Linked DNA regions of Mus musculus: regions 1, 2 and 4 are each linked to region 3. The links are chromatin loops, found by intact Hi-C in ENCODE. Cell type or tissue: heart. All regions are shown on one strand. Region 1 has its middle 13 kb from the start of Krtap5-4. Region 2 overlaps Lsp1 (lymphocyte specific 1). Region 3 has its middle 4.0 kb from the start of Ins2. Region 4 has its middle 10 kb from the start of Mrpl23.

Evidence for each region. Hi-C counts contacts between places; a loop is a spot of excess contacts. Peaks named below come from ENCODE experiments on the same cell type or tissue, not always from the same donor. Only the 100,000 strongest peaks of a DNase experiment are listed, where the experiment ranks them.
Region 1: a loop joins it to region 3, with 9 times the contacts of the local background. A loop is called at or near these places in 20 of 42 quality-filtered maps.
Region 2: it touches region 3 in a loop (5-fold over the local background); 10 of 42 quality-filtered maps call a loop at or near these places.
Region 4: a loop joins it to region 3, with 6 times the contacts of the local background. A loop is called at or near these places in 22 of 42 quality-filtered maps.

Annotation. Positions count from the first base shown.
Region 1 is chr7:142,315,666-142,318,165 of GRCm38, forward strand. No RefSeq gene overlaps it. Among named protein-coding and RNA genes, the nearest start is that of Krtap5-4, 13 kb to the left of the region's middle. In heart, CTCF peaks have their summits at 1,041 (motif pointing right) and 1,242; no DNase peak of the experiment used is centred here; H3K27ac peaks cover 2,078 bases.
Region 2 is chr7:142,480,095-142,482,594 of GRCm38, forward strand. The region is part of intron 1 of Lsp1 (lymphocyte specific 1); the gene reads left to right. Among named protein-coding and RNA genes, the nearest start is that of Tnnt3, 17 kb to the right of the region's middle. In heart, a CTCF peak has its summit at 1,267 (motif pointing right); DNase peaks (open chromatin) are centred at 767, 1,257, 1,777 and 2,317; H3K4me3 peaks cover 908 bases; H3K27ac peaks cover 2,500 bases.
Region 3 is chr7:142,674,446-142,676,945 of GRCm38, forward strand. No RefSeq gene overlaps it. Among named protein-coding and RNA genes, the nearest start is that of Ins2, 4.0 kb to the right of the region's middle. In heart, a CTCF peak has its summit at 1,439 (motif pointing left); no DNase peak of the experiment used is centred here; H3K27ac peaks cover 931 bases.
Region 4 is chr7:142,521,586-142,524,085 of GRCm38, forward strand. No RefSeq gene overlaps it. Among named protein-coding and RNA genes, the nearest start is that of Mrpl23, 10 kb to the right of the region's middle. In heart, a CTCF peak has its summit at 984; no DNase peak of the experiment used is centred here; H3K27ac peaks cover 2,500 bases.

The DNA.
Region 1 (2,500 bases), 360 kb before region 3:
GCTGCACTTGGCTTTTGACTGTCCCAAGTATGTCCAGGCCTGTGTGACCATCTACACCAGAAACCCACAGCATCACCAGGAAAGATGGGCTGCTGAGCTGCAGGAGTCTTTGAAAGCTCTTCTGGCCTCAGGGTCCGACTCTGGATGTAGAGAATAAGAAGACAAGACTTAGGAGCCATCTTCATCAGGACCTTAGCACAGCATTGTCCAGTGCTGATAAACCACTGGCTGATTTACAAGCTATCTGCCTGTAAGAGAAACAGGCTTCCACCGAAGATGGTTTCTGATTTCTGTCTCCATTGTCTACTGAGCAGGTGCCCGACACAGGCCATTTTTCTTGTGCGTTTCTGAGTTCAAATGTCTTATGTGCATGCAGAACCAATATGAGCGTGTATGTTTTCAAGACAGAGGCTCATGGAGACCATGCTGGCCTCACACTCACTATGTAGTTGAGAATGGTCTAGAACTCCTGGTCCTCCTGCCTCCACTCCCAGAGTGCTGGGACTGGAGGAGTGCATTGTCACACCTGTTTTTGCAGTGCTGGGGATAGAACTCAGGACTTCAGGAATGCTAGGCAGACACTCTACCAACTGAGTCACATCCCCAAATCTGTGACCAGCTTTATGGTGGACTGAACTTCAAGGCCTTATTTTTTTTAAGTTAGATTTATTTATTTTATGTGTGTGACTGTTTTGCTTGCATGTGTGTATGTGCACCCTGAGCATGGCTGGTGCCCAGGGTCTTCTCCCCCTGGAACTGAGGTTGCAGATGGTTGTGAACTAACTGCCTTGTAGGTGCTGGGAATTGAAGGTAGGTGCCCCTTATGTCCTCACAAGAGGGGCAGCAGCAGCTCTTAACCACTGAGCTGTCTCTCCAGCCTCAACATCAACACCTGATTGCAGCATTCAGCATGGGTGCCTATATTTGTCTCAGTGATGGAAACAAGGCCGAACAAAATGCCTTTTGCAAGAGCTTTGGGCTCCAAAAGGACCCAAAGTTTCAGGTTTGGAAACTTAAGACAGGTTGTCTGTAGTTGCATGAGATTACCACCAGGTGGCACTGTTGAATGAGAAAACGAACAAGTCATGGCTAGGATGGATAGAGCCCCTCACCCAAGCAGAGCGGTCACCACTCTGAACTGAGTCTCCATGTGAGGGACTCTGACTTGGACCTGCGTTGAGAGGCTCCATTGACAGAACAGTGGGTGACACCAGAATAGTGACAGACACCAGCACGCTGTTCTGGTGGCTCAGTTCTCTCTGAGACGTGAAGACAGTCTGTGGGCCTGTGACCAGTTCTTTCGTTTGTGAGCAGAACATGGCTGCCCATCTCAGGACTCCAACCCTACCACCACACCTTCGAGCTGAAGCAGTGTAGTCTGTGGCAGAAGGGGATGGGGTCCCTGTGTCCCAAAACAGACCTCTTCCATCTATTCAGTACAGCACACTTCTGCCTGGAGGTCCTAAACCTGGCCTCACTGAATGCCCATTGGATGACCCGGGCATCTGCAGGCTGAGCTTGATTGATGTGCAGCATACACACTTCAGATAAAACATGAAGGGGTCCTTTGAACCTTGGGGTGGGCCTGGCTCCCCACAGTCAGATATTGATGGCTGTGCTTAACTCCTGACTTTGTTTTTGCTCCAGGCTTGGAAGTCATATGACAGATGTTCCGGGGCCCTGCAGGGTTAGGGCTGGGGTTCACAGCCTTTGCTACATGCTAAAAAGCAGCTCTGGGCCTGAGGCCTTTTCTATGACGTACGAGCAAGCTTTCCTGTTGAATGTGGGAAGTCTGTGGCCTACCTTATCGCAGGTGTCTGCTCACCCTGGATGACATCATTCCTGCTCTATGCCAGGGGTCAGCAGCCTGGGGACACACACTACGGCCCAGTTAGGCTTCAGTCTGAAAGGGAAGGAGGAACTCACTCCTCTTTCTTCACAGAACATTGGGGGCTAGCATGCTTCTTACTCAATGTGAGTGCACTCAGACCGGGACAGAGGATGTGGGTAGGAGCTCCAGTAAGCAGAAGGTGTCTCCTGTCATTGGGGCTCCCCAAGGCCAGGCCTACCTGGCCTTCACGACAAGAGGCAGGGAAGACCTGGCACTTAGCCTCTGTTGTTGGAGGAAGATCACTCAGGCTAGGGAGGCCCCTCAGAGAAACAGCAGGGAAAGATAACTTCTGCGTAAGCTAATAAGATACAAGGATTCAATATCTGTGCCCAAGACAGATGTCCCAGATAAAGTGCAGCAGCTGCCTGTAAAAGGACTGGTCCTCAAAGGCAGGAGGAACATGCTTGAATATGAAAACTCAGAACTTTCTCGAAGGTTTCCTGAGTCCCTCCCATTCAGACACAAAGCTCAAACTATTGCCACTGTTGGGGACAGCCAGCTCTGTTGTAGGTCTAGCCCACACATTGGGTGAGGGCCATATGAGCCACATGCACACACATCTCCTGCCTGTAGGGGTTGGGGTGGGGCAGGAAGAGAGCATGGCCGTGT
Region 2 (2,500 bases), 190 kb before region 3:
ACCTAGTATTGTCTATCTCCAGGGGCACTCACATCCCGTGCTGCAGATCCAGGCTTCATTCAGTGTCTCTCCCAGCCCAGACCCAGGTCTTGCTGCACATGTCATGGACACTGGACCATTCTGAAGGCCACTTCCCTGTCCCCCATGCCCAGCTTAGAACAGAGTTGGCTTCTCTTTCTCCCACTTACTTCTGGCCTACATCTCACTCCTCCATCCTTCCATGTCTGATCCTGAACAGAACCAGGGCTTCCCACATGTGGGATCTACTCATGCCTGGAAGGGCCACCCTGCTGGCCCATGGAGTCCCTCCGAGGTCTACATACTTCTTGAACAGTTGACTTCATGTCACTCTCCTTCTCTTTGGCCTAAAGGTCCCATTCATCCTTCATAATTGTGATCAAGATCGTGCCCCACCCCTTCAAACAACTTCCTGCAGTGCTTTTCTGGGCAGTGGAGACAGGGTCTTGCCCAATTCAATACACTGACCCTGACAATAAGAAAAGAGTGATCCCACCATGTCCATGCTGTGCTAGAAAGATGATGGAGAGCACACTGAACCAGAACCAGATGGGGGCCAGGTTCCTTTCTCCTCATCTGAGCCTCAGGGAGGGAACTTGTACTCTCCTGCCTGCCTTACATAACCACTCTCCTACTAACCAGGCTCTGCACCCTGAGCTCACCCCACATACCCACCTCCACGCCTCTTTCCGGAGTTGGGTGGCAATTAAGCATTTGTACACCCGAACCCCTCTGTAGATTGTCCACAGGGAGTGGGACCCCCTATATCCAACAATCAATGGGTCCTGCAGCTAACAGCTACAGGGACTGGTGCTTAGAAGTGTGAGACATGGGTGGGGACCTACAGCAACCACTCAAGACTTACCCTGAACCCCCCTTCAGAGGTCTGCCCCTATCTCTGGGAGCCTGTACCAGGAGGTTTTTTTTCCTTGCTCTGCCCCTTCTCCCAAAGGCTCTACCACTTGCACATCAAGTGCACCCCTGATGAGCAGGGCTGTGACCTTGGGAAAGATACTCCCCAGAGGGTAAGAGACCCTGGTGGTCCCAGAGAGTCAATTCAACTACTCCTGGTGGCTGCCTCCAGGCTCCTCACTACTTCCAGTCCCCTGCTACTCAGGAGATGGTGATAGGAGGGGTCCCTGGAGGAGGCCTGAAGGATCCCAGTCCCCAGTCCTCTCTACTGTTTCCCTGGGGAGTGTAGAAACAGTACTGACCTTTGGGTTCAAATTAGCTGGAGGGGGCAGTCACATGGGCAGCCTGCAGGGGGCAGAATTGCAACAGGGACTGAAGCCTGCCGACCTGGAATTATTCTTGGGAGAACAAAGAGGGTGGGTAACTGGGAAAACTGGACCCAGGATGGGCGCTCCTGGCTCTCAGCAGGATCTAGGGAGCGCGGGAGGGGGGTGGGAGGAGAAGGGGTGCGGAGGGTGAAGAGGGACAAGACATTGAGCAGGGGTGCAGAAGGCAGGGGTAACTGCCTTGAGTTAAAGAGCTCCACTCAGAGCGGGAGCTGGTGGGGGTCTATACACCCTGGAGCACCTGGGTGGGGCCCCAGCCCCAGGCCCAGCTCCAACCCCAGCCCCAGCCTGTGGTAAGCCCTGTGACTGCGTGGGCAGGATGTGGGGGGACAGGGCCCCATTCCTCAGCCCCCAGGCTGAGCCCTGGGCCCCCCGAGCCAGAACAGACTCAGGAAATGGTCTGATTGCGTTTGTACGGGAACGCCAAATCCCTTGCAGCTGCGCGGGGCCAGGGCCACGGGCGGGGCGGCCATCGCCAGCGTCTTGACAGCTCCGAAGAACGTGCCAAGGGGTCTGGGCCGCTGGCGGGGGGCGCCTTTCCCAGGCCAGAGGCCCCCACCCCACCCCACCCCAGGAGAGCCACCCCCTTCCAGTTCCCAGAACGGAGCCCAGCTGTGGAATAGTGACGGGGTGAGGTCATGGGGAGGGGGCGCATTACTCATTGCTTGAGGCAGGCGGGAGGGAAAAGGCAGGGGAAAGGGGCCCCAGGCCTCCTCAGCCTCAGAGCAGGGTCAGGAGCTGGGACAAGCTTCTTCCCAGCAAGAAACAGGAGGGGTGATGCTAGTAGACCCCTACCCTGTACCCCCACTGTGTCCCCAAGACTTTGTCCAGGAAGGGCTAAATTGGGGTAACTTTGGAGGGGTGTGGGTCCCACAAAGGATGTTCTCAGAAAATACACTTTGGCCTCCTGCCAGTCCCAGGCTCAGGCCGGCACCACGTTGTCGGGGTGATGGTTAGCAAAACAGTAAATAGTGAGGCAGGGGCAGCCCCCTGAGGGAGCTTGGAAGGGGATGGGACCTGCTGTTTGTGATCCCCTGTTCCCAACCCTTGCCTGCACAGGTTTGAGAGTGACCCTGTGTACTCACGTGTGAGCACGTGTGTATGAGGGCCTGTGTGTGAGTGCCTACGTGGCCACACCAGATGTGTGTGTATCCTGTACCCAGGTCAGGAGAGAGATCTGTGTT
Region 3 (2,500 bases):
GGAGGTCCTGGTGGAATGTGGCTCATCACTAGCAGCAGGATTCTAAAGGCTTCGCAGGACTGCAAGGGATGAGGCCTCATGGAAACATGAGAGTCTGTGGACCTCTAGGTTGGGCAGCTTTAAGACATACGTCTGTTGTTGGCAAATTGGTAAAGAATCCATCATTAGTCTACAGGTGAGAGCCATACATGGCCTTTGGGACTTGGCTGGCACAGCCAACCAGAGTCGGTGACCTTAGCCCAGAGGTCAGATAACTGGATCTACTCACTTTGAGCATATGGATGAAGCACTGAGTGGGTGATGCATCACCATGACAACTTTCAGTCTGAGGATCCCAGGCCTAGGCCCTTCTTGGAGAGAGAGGCATGCTGGCAATCCTAGGCCCAGCCTAGGCCCAGATTCAAGGGTCTGACGCAGGGGTCTGCAGATCAGGCACGGGATTCTGACTACCTGCAGCAGAAGGGTGTTATAGGTGAGGTGTTTGTACCAAGGTGGTGGTGGGAGACAGGATACCTGGGAGCCAGGCAGTGAGCCAGTGACTCCAAGGGGGCTGGCTCAAAGCCACTGGGTAACTTGGCGCCAGCACAGCACGGCTGGACCACACAGGGCCACCTCCACAGCTTCACTTTCGAAGGAATCCGCCTTGCTGTTCTGTGGCCCAGCCAGAAACAATAGTTGGAGGGGGGAAGAGAAAAGAGACACGGCATCCAGACTGTTCTTCAGCTCGACTACCCCTGGCCACACCACCCCCAACATTCTTTTCAAAAATGACCTTCCCTTCTCAGCGCTGAGCGGAAGGTAGACATGGGAAAGAGCTGACCTTGTCCCAGATGGACTCTGCGTGAAGCATCCTGCACCCTGGGGTCCCTGTAGCCCCTACTTCATGTGAAAACTAGAGTTTTGTCTTCCAGCCTGTGTGCCTAAGAACACTCCAAGCAAAGGAAGGGATTACTGGATCTTCTGGCTCCCAGTCTCTGTGTCCACTAGGGCTCTGGGAACCACAAAGGTCCCAGCTGGAAATAGACAGTCTGCTCCCCTGGCCTGTTTGCTTAGCCATCGTGTGAGGTGTTGCATGGATTACCTCCTACACTCTCCTCTAGGCAGCTGTAATTCTAGACAGGTAGAAGATGACTCTAACCTGAGACATTCTAGGAATGGTGCAGACACCTGGATATTTATTTGTTCCTCCTCCATGGGAATCTAGGAAACCTAAACCCCAAAGGTGCACATCCAGTCTTTCCTTCCCAAACCTCATACTCTCCACAATTTAGAGCAGTCAGCGTCTTGGGAAGCTTCTTTGTTCCTGTGACTGCAGAGGAGCAAAGGGAGACACTATGCAGCCTCTAGAAGGATCTACTATGATAAGCCAGCCCTTCAGACTTGTTGTAGTACTTCAAAAGCAAGGTTTTGGTGACCTCTGCTGGACGCTTCCATGACTAACCATTTCTGGCTATGGTATCTAGATTTCAAATGTCTACTCCAAAACAGTAGTTATCTGCACGGAGGGACACCCAATCTGAGTTTGTGGGAAGGCTCCTCAGGGGTCTCCATCATTCACATCTAGGCTAGAAAGCCACCAACTAGTGCTTGAGGCTGCCTAGTGACAACTTTTCTGGGTGGGTTGACTTAAGAGCTATCTGGTTCCTACTCCTTGGTTCAGAACCTTGCTGGGTATAAGGATCTCAAAGGGTAAAAAATGGACCTCAGCATCCCTGACCCTACCTCTCATATCACTCAGGGCCTGTTCAGCCTGAGAGAACATGAGTACAGTAAATATTTATTGATAATGTAAGAAAGCAAATAAGGTCCCTGGGGCTAGGCTGAGGTGTCAGCTCATTTGGACCCGGAGACAATGTAATCTAGGGGAGCCAACCTCTAGGCAGCTACATTGGAAGACCATATTAGGTGTTGGGTAATCTATACTGTGAGTAGCATAGCACTGAGCATAGCAGAAGAGTGGCTTCCCTGGCTCCAGGCCTCAATCTCCCCATGTGTAGTATTAGTATGAGTCTCTCCATCCCATATATATGGAGCTGAACTGCTTCATCAATCCAGGCAAGAGGTATATTGGCTATCCTTAGTAATACCCTGGCCTTCCAGATGGTAGGCAGAGGCAATGAGGTCCCCATAAGACACAGCTAAATCTCAAATACCAAAGCAACAACACAGCTAGCTGGGTAAACATGGTTATCACTGCAGACCCCATGGACAAGGGGAGCTCCTGTGCTGCAGGGCTGCGCTGAAGGGCCTCAGCAAGGTCAGCAGGAGTGCCTGAGCCAGGTCAAGGACTGACCTACATGGGGTGACCTAGGGCTTAAAGGAACATCTGAAGTCCTCTGCTGGGATGTCTGGGGTTAGCACCCAGGGTGATGCTGATCAAAGACTGAATCCGGTTTGACCTCTGCTCCCTGGGCACTGGTTCAGTTTGAGTGGCTTCTTCTTGTCCACTCTTGGAGGGATTGAGAGACAGCACATGTCCATCTCTAGTATTCTGCTTCCT
Region 4 (2,500 bases), 150 kb before region 3:
TATGAGATCAGCCTGGACTACGTGAGACTTTGTCTCAAAAAAACAGGCAAACAATAAAAATATTAAGGCAAAAGAGCACGAACGTCATCTTGTACTTCAAACAGACCAGATGTCCTCCTCAGCTTGAGAAAAGATAAAGGAATGTTTTGAAGAGGGATTTGCAGGCAAAGAAAAAAAAAAAAAAAAACCTCTGTTATCATTCTGAACAGCTGAAGCAAGGGTTCTGAACTGTCAGAAGTGAGCAAGATGGAGCAGTGAGGTCTCCTTAGGATTAGGGCAGAGCTGAGACCGGATGGCTTAAAGATGCTGTCCAGAAACAGCTGTGGTGGTCTGAGAATCCCGGCAACTAAGGAGGCTGAGGCAGGAGGATCATGGGGTCAGATTGGACTGCACAGTGAGACTTTATCTCTTTTCCTCCCCAAAGAAAAATACCCCCCTCCCCGGAAAAAATTGGAAATTTTTATTTCTTAAAAATTAAGTGATTATTATTTGTGCATGTGGTGTGTACATGTGAGCCTGTCACACTATGCATGGAGAGGCCAGGGAACACCTTTTGGGAATTGGTTTTCTTCTTCCATGAGATTTGGAAATCTTGGGTTGTTTGGTTTGCATGGCAAGCATTTTTGTCCACTGAGCCATCTTGTCAGCCTCCAAATTGAGAATGCTTCAAAAAGATGACAAGAGTGAATCCAACAAAGGGCACACAGGGCAGCTCTGGAGCAAATATAAAAATAAAGCCCCCATCGAAAGACATTCAAGGGACTTAGGGCTAGTTACTGGCCCTGTGTTCCAGTCTGTAGGTAAAGAGAAATTACCAAAGTGGTAGCCGCAGGGACTCTTTGGGATCCACACAGTGGGTAGAGACAGGCTTAGTTAGACCCATGGGGTGTGGGCTGGGGACTCAAAGCCTTGGAGCAAGGTGAATCCTGACAGAAAAGACAAAGGAAGGTGCCTGGGATGAGGAGCACCCTGACCAGACGCCAGGGGGTGCTCAGGTGTCAGGATGGGGAGCTTTCGGACTTGACTAACAGGATTCTTTGTTAATGCCTAGGGATGGGCTCAGAGGGAAGTGCAGGGGCCTGGCTGAAGCGTGGCAGGACAGAGAATCTTGCCAAAATAAGTTGTTTATCATTCACAGAAAACCCAAGATAGTGTAAGGGGAAAAAAAAGTGGCAAATGTACCAAATCCGAAGTCTGAGTGCGGTACCATTGGGGGGAGAGAGAGTCCAGAGCATTCCTGGTTTGATACCATTCTGAGCTAGCTAGCCTGGTCTACACAGTAAGACCCTGTCTCAGAAAACCAAAAGTTAGAGGCATAAAAAAAAAAAAAGAAGAATTTGAGCACCCACCCACCAAGGGCCAAAGATCAGATCAAGTGTGGTGTTCGTCATGAAGAACTCCATTCCGCTAAAGCGTCTGCACCCCAGCTCTCAGACACGAAGGCCAAGCCAGGAGGTACATACTGGATGCAGGAGGGCAGCATGCAAAAGAAGAGCAGCAAGGCACCTCCATACAAGTTAAAACTATTTTATATTTAAGGGATAGGTTGGGCTGCATGTGTGTCAGTGGTAAAGAGCTTGCTTCATATGCTCAAGGCCTGGGGTTGAGCCCCAGAAGCTAAAAGAAAAAAAAAAAAAAAAGAAAGAAAGAAAAAGAAAGAAAGAAAGAAAGAAAGAGAAGCCCAAACCTAAACTAAACTAAAAAACTTATCCTATGTGCTGAGACTTGCAGAACACGGTGGAATTCAGATGAAGGGTCCCTGGAGCCCGGCAGAGGAGGGGACGTGAGGGCCAAGGGGCCACACAGAGCCTAAGGGTGCATTCCTCACGTTCCTTGCCTTGCGCCAGCACTGGACAGGCGGGTGGAGGTTTTTCCTGCTTTAATTATGCCTTCTGTACATCTCAACAATTAAACAGTTCAATAGCTAACTTTCTATAGAGGGAAGGACATCATAAAAACTCTAATTTTTATGGAGGGAAGGACATCATAAAAATTCTAATTTTTATGGAGGGAAGGACATCGCAAAAACTCTAATTTCTATGGAGGGAAGGACATCGCAAAAAGCCTATCTTTACATTCACAAGCAAAACAGAACAAACACTGCAGTAACCAGGGAAAGCTATAAATAAGCCCTATCTTTGTCTGTCCAGCCAGCGAAGCCCCGAGCCCCCAGCTCAGGCAGGAACCACGCACGGATGCCTGCTTTTGCCATTACTGCTTTACCGGGGTCTGAAAACCCAAGACAATGCGAAAAGATGTTCAACGGAAATAAGATGTATAACTTCTGGAAAGGAGGAGACCAAAATACCACATTCTTGCGGCCCCCAGAGAGCCAGCGGAAGAGTTCTCAGGATGAATGAGAGGTTCAGGGAGCAGTCAGATGCAAAATGTGTATTGTAAATCAATATATTTTATTATTTTCCACCAGCAACCAGCCAGGAGATACAGAAAAGTGAAAAAAATTCCATTAAAAAAATATCATAAAAACAACAGCCGCAAT